Regions from separate parts of the Homo sapiens genome. Here region 2 is linked to region 1. The links are chromatin loops, found by intact Hi-C in ENCODE. Cell type or tissue: dorsolateral prefrontal cortex. All regions are shown on one strand. Each heading gives the region's core, and the rest is flanking DNA. Links, peaks and the distances in the headings are about the cores only.

What was found. Peaks named below come from ENCODE experiments on the same cell type or tissue, not always from the same donor. Only the 100,000 strongest peaks of a DNase experiment are listed, where the experiment ranks them.
Region 2: it touches region 1 in a loop (16-fold over the local background); 3 of 110 quality-filtered maps call a loop at or near these places.

Annotation. Positions count from the first base shown.
Region 1 is chr2:33,504,899-33,507,820 of GRCh38, reverse strand. All of the region lies in intron 1 of RASGRP3 (RAS guanyl releasing protein 3), which reads right to left. Among named protein-coding and RNA genes, the nearest start is that of RASGRP3, 30 kb to the right of the region's middle. In dorsolateral prefrontal cortex, for the core only: no CTCF peak of the experiment used is centred there; a DNase peak (open chromatin) is centred at 1,693; H3K27ac peaks cover 2,500 bases.
Region 2 is chr2:33,575,511-33,578,432 of GRCh38, reverse strand. No RefSeq gene overlaps it. Among named protein-coding and RNA genes, the nearest start is that of RASGRP3-AS1, 7.5 kb to the right of the region's middle. In dorsolateral prefrontal cortex, for the core only: no CTCF peak of the experiment used is centred there; a DNase peak (open chromatin) is centred at 1,201; H3K4me3 peaks cover 853 bases; H3K27ac peaks cover 2,361 bases.

The DNA of each region.
Region 1 (2,922 bases), core at 149-2,648:
GGCACGGTGGCTCACGCCTGTAATCCCAGCACTTTGGGAGGCTGTGGCGGGTGGATCACTTGAGGTCAGGAGTTCGAGACCAGCCTGGCCAACATGGTGAAACCCCATCTCTAATAAAAATACAAGAAGTAGCCAGGCGTGGTGGCACATGCCTGTAATCCCAGCTGCTTGGGAGGCTGAGGCAGGAGAATCGCCTGAACCTGGGAGGTGGAGGTTGCAGGGAGTCGAGATCCTGCTACTGCACTCCTGCCTGGGCAACATAGAGAGACTCAGTCTCAAGAAAATCATTTCTCTCCCATCCTTTGACTTGATCCAAAATATTACATTCTGGTAACTACCACCAGAGCCACCTTTCCTATGATCCCCACCTTCCCCACTAGGCTTTCTGCATCTCTGCCCCACCACTCACACTCTCCAGTGCTCTCATTAACCGAGTCTTGCTCTGTCACCCAGGCTGGAGTGCAGTGGTGTGATCTTGGCTCACTTCAACCTCTGCCCCCCACTTTCAAGCAATTCTCCTACCTCAGCCTTCCGAGTACCTGGGATTACAGGCACGCACCATCATGCCCAGCTAATTTTTGTATTTTTAGTAGAGATGGGGTTTCACCATGTTGGCCAGGATGGTCTGAATTCCTGATCTCAAGTGATCTGCCCACCTTGGCCTCCCAAAGTGCTGGAATTACATGTGTGAGCCACTGTGCCTGGCCTCAGTTGACTATATTTGAAATTATTTGTTTATTTCTGCATTGGTCTTGTTTCTGTTTAAATTTTCCTTCTCATTCCTTTTAAGTTCACTATTCTGTTCTTTGAATTTTTCTTTCTATTTTATTTTCTTCAATCAGGTGTTCTTCCCAGTGTGCTCCACCAAAGTCATACTGTCATCACTGTCAAACTTGTTTCTATCACAAACCTACTGGGATAGTATGAATATAAGAAATGGGCCTGGTGCTTATGGCAAAGTTCATTCATTGTAAATGGACCACAACTGATGACACGAAGACTAAAATCCCCCATATTTATGGATGGTGAGGCAGTATCTCCAAAGGTTATTTAACAATGACAGTAGGAAGGAGCCACACTTAATACTGTAATTTTCAACTCTAAAAGAAATTTTTTGTCCTTCTTGCATTGGATGTGTTTATTTAATGTGATAATAGGATTTTCCTAGATTTAAAAATTTTTGTTGTCTGTTTTATCCTGAAAAGAGATTTCACTAAGTTAATGGGGAATTAATAATCAACATTGTCCTGGATTTTAGAAAATGAAGTAATAACAGCATCTAAAAATACCATTTGTTGGTCGCAACGTAATGTGACAGATATAATGTTGGGAAAATTGCCTATGTTATCTTTCAATCTTTTAACACCCCGAAAGCTAAGGTCTTATTATCTCCATTTCATGGATAAGGAAATTGAGGCCTAAAGAAGTTAAATTACTTGTCCAGTATCATGTTACTAGTTAAGTTGCAAAGCCAAGTCCAACTCCAAAAATTTATGTTTTTCTACTACCCACAAAAATTTTAGCTGTTGTTAAGGCCTGCCCATTAGATCAGTTTCTAGACATTGTCCAGAACAAAGGTTTGTTATTCTCTGTGTTTGGCTGGTAAGCATTCTATCACTGGCCCTATTGTCTGAAAATGAATAACGTTCACTATTACAGCAAGCTTGGCAACTCAGGGAATCACTGGTACCAAGTACTGAACAGAAGTCAATAACCAGCTCAGAGCTCATCTCACAAGGCCTTGTTGCATTTTCTGCTAACAAGTAACAAAGCTTAACTGCATTTTATTTATGTTTTCTTGGTTACTGGTATTGAATATTGGCAACCAAACCAACATATTTACAGCTACCTGACATAAGTTGAACAAGAAATGAGAATCTTAGAGAAGCTTTAGTAATAAATACCATGAAATTCCAAAGTCCCACCAAGGGGGTATTCTCCTAGCATTTGGCTGCAGCCGAACATAGCAGGGAAATGATATATATACATGCTAGACACCTGCAGTTGGATGGCTTCCAGATGGACACATTCAGCCACATTGAAGGATTATGACCTACTATGGCAACTCGAGTGTTCACTTTCCAAATAATGCCTCAAAGTTAAGACCCAGAACTAGGAAACTTGAGCCTCAGAAGTTAAAATTTTAAACTTCGGGAAAATCATTTTTTTAAAGATCAATATTTTCTTCTCTCAAAAATACCAATATTGTATTCCGAAGAATCCTGCTGGCATGGTGGCTCACGCCTGTAATCCCAGCACTTTAAGAGGCTGTGGGCGGATCACCTGAGGTCAGGAGTTCGAGACCAGCCTGACCAACATGGAGAAACCCCGTCTCTACTAAAAATACAAAATTAGCCGGGAGTGGTGGCTCATGCCAGTAATCCCAGCTACTCAGGAGGCTGAGGCAGGAGAATCACTTGAGCCCGGGAGGCAGAGGTTGTGGTGAGCCAAGATCGCGCCATTGCACTCCAGCCTGGGTAACAAGAGCAAAACTCCATCTCAAAGAAAAAAAAAAAAAAAATCCTGTCTGCGGTCCTAATGCTCTGGAAGTACCTGGTCTCAAATTCCCTGAAATAAAGTCACATTCCCTTACTCCTTTGTTGTTCCACTTAATTCTGAGTGGATTTGATGCTGATAATAATGGTGGTGGTGGTGGTGGTGGTGGTGATGATGATGATGATGATGGTGATGATATGGAGGAGGAGGAAGAGGAGGAATCATTTAGGTGCTCTTCATGTTGGTCACAGTGTTGATATTTTTCCCCAACAAACTCTGGGAGGCCAGGCTCCTCCCAAACAATCCAGCAATAACTAAAATGTGGCTAAATCTTGCTTTTTACTTAATTCTCACCAAAAAATGCAATGAGGTCTTGTGAGATGAGCTCTGAGCTGGTTATTGACTTCTGTTTAGTACTTGGTGCCA
Region 2 (2,922 bases), core at 171-2,670, 71 kb before region 1:
AAGTTTATTCCGAGTTATGCAAAATTTCCAGCACTTATCAAGGCCTTAGTCAACACCAGCTGTATTATCTCTCAAGGTTTAACTGCTTCAGAATTGTTTCTTTTCCAATAGAAACCAATTTATGTGATATGGTGTGGAAGATGATCAATCACAAGTTAACTACACGAATGTCTAACTACAGAGAAATTTGCTTCATTCTAACCCTCAAATAGTAGAAATTAGTGAAAAATTTTGTAATGAAACAAAAAGTAAATTACAACCTAAAAGGATGAGCCAGGGCTTTTTAAAAAATCTCATTTGTAATGATAATGAAATGTAATAAATTTAAATTTTGTGGTGCCACTCTTTTAAGGTTAACACCTTATCAAGTTATTTAAGTGCTTACTCTGGAAAAAATACAAGTAATGGAAAGCATTTTTCCCCTAGATACCTACTGTATAACAAACTAGGGCAATGAAATTTGTACCTATGTTAAAATTTGAGAGCAATGGGTGGATGCAACAAATACTTGACTAACAATTCATGTAAATTACCAGGAAGCAGCCTGGTACACTAGCCACGTAATGTTGAGCAAGTTATTTAACCCATGATATTCCAATCTCTAAAGTGAAAGTATCCCACCTTCTTAGAAGAGCTGGGAGGATTAAATGTGATGATCCGTATAAAATACCACAATGTATAGCACATAATATACACTCAGTGTTTACTATCAATACAGAGGTAACTAATATTCAGGAACTTCCTAAGCACAATCTTAGGGAGAAATCTCTTTACTCCTCCTGTTTCAGATTTGGAACAAATGTTGCAGAGAAGGGCATAGCACTCAATTATTTCCCCTTCCTACAACTTGAAAACAGCCTAAGATATCCTGAGTACCCAGACATAAAGAATCTATGATGGGCAATCGGCTATGCATCTTTTTGCTTTTTTTTTTTTTAAACTGTACAACATGATGTTCAAATTTGCTTTTGTATTCTAGCTTTTTTTCTAATAAATGGTTTTCCATAGTATTCAGTGTGTGACTGTGTAGAATAGAGCTGCTCTGTAAGAGCATTGTTAAGGACAACAAAGGGAGTGAGCTGAAGATTGGGCGACTTCGCTCATTGGCTCATGTTACAGATTTTTTCTTTCTTTTTTTGAGACAGAGTCTCGCTCTGTCACCCAGGCCGGAGTGCAGTGGTGCTATCTTGTCTCACTGCAACCTCTGCCTCCCGGGTTCAAGAGATTCTCCTGCCTCAGCCTCCTGAGGAGCTGGCACTACAGGCACGTGCCACCACGCTGGCTAACTTTTTGTGTTTTAGTAGGGACAGTTTTTCACTGTATTGCTAGGATGATCTCGATCTCCTGGTGTCGTGATCCACCCGTGTCGGCCTCCCAAAGCGCTGTGATTATAGGTGTGAGCCACCATGCCCAGCCACAATTCTTTTTATGTCCCTTTAGAACATTACCTCTCATTGGTCACACTTTTATTTTCCCATCAAAAACAAAATAGGCTGGGTGCAGTGAGTCATACTTGTAATCCCCGCACTTTGAGAGGCCAAGGTTGGAGGATCACTTGAGGGCAGGAGTTCAAGACCAGCCCAGCCAACATAGCAAGACCCCATCTCTAAAAAAAAAAAAAAAATTTTTTTTTTTTTAATTAGCCAGGCATGGTGGCACATGCCTGTAGGCAGGAGGATCGCTTAGGCCCAGGAGTTTGAGGCTGCAGTGAGCTATGATTGTGCCACTGCACTCCAGCCTTGGCAACAGTGAGAACTTGTCTCTAAAAAATAAAAACACGGCCGGGAGCGGTGGCTCACCTGTAATTCCAGCACTTTGGGAGGCCGAGGCAGGCGGATCACCTGAGGTAGGAGTTCGAGACCAGCCTGGGCAACATGGCGAAACCCTATCTCCACTAGAAATACAAAAATTAGCCGGGCATGGTGGTGTGCACCTGTAATCACAGCTATTTGGGAGGCTGAGGCAGGAGAATCGCTTGAACCTGGGAAGGGGAGGTTTCAGTGAGCCAAGATCAGGCCGCTGCACTCCAGCCTGGTTAACAGCGAGACTCCATCTCAGAAAAATAAAAATAAAAAATAAAAACACAATAAGAAGATAGAATGATGCCTATGATTTAGCATAGTGTTTTCCAAAATGGAATAAGGAATAGTGCATGAAGTCACTGCAAGAGATATGCTGCTAAGTCAAGTAAATTTAAGCAAGGGAATCGGTTTCTAGATCATCTTCCACAGTTACTTTTTCCCAAAACTAGCTGAGAAAACAACTTTTCCCAATTTACATAAAGAAGGCATTCTAACCCTTTAAATCCTTTTGTATTGTATGTATTTCCCTTAAGGATCAAATTGACCTGTCTGGGGATATTCTGAATTCAGACCAACTAAAACAATATAGGTTAGTGATGTGGGTTGTTTTCAATATAACCAAAATATTTTATGAAATCCAAATCTATTAAGATAAACTAGATAAAATAGGTAAACTGATACATGACTTCTTTCACATTCAGTGACCTCTATGCAATAAGCTAGTTAAAACCTATGCTATCAAATCATGTCATGAAATATTTATTCCAATCACAGTCAATGCTCGTTTCATCTTATTGCGAACAATAAACATTTAAATTTATGATGAAATATTTTGTATATAAACTTTAAAACAATCAGGTAAGCACAAGGGCTTAAAGACCACTAATTTGGTAAATGCCTTCATGTGTGTCTGAGGGATACTTCATTATAATGCACTGTCCCAGACCAGAGAGGGGTTTCTCTGAATATGGTATCCCAGATCAACCTTTTTCAGACTATAAGCTCTACCATTTTCTGTGATAGAACACCACCTTCGAAGTCATTTTAGCTACAGGAAAAATAAGAGTGATGGAAAGAGGAATGTATTAGGAGTTTTTAAAGGCTTCTTGTCTCAGTTCTG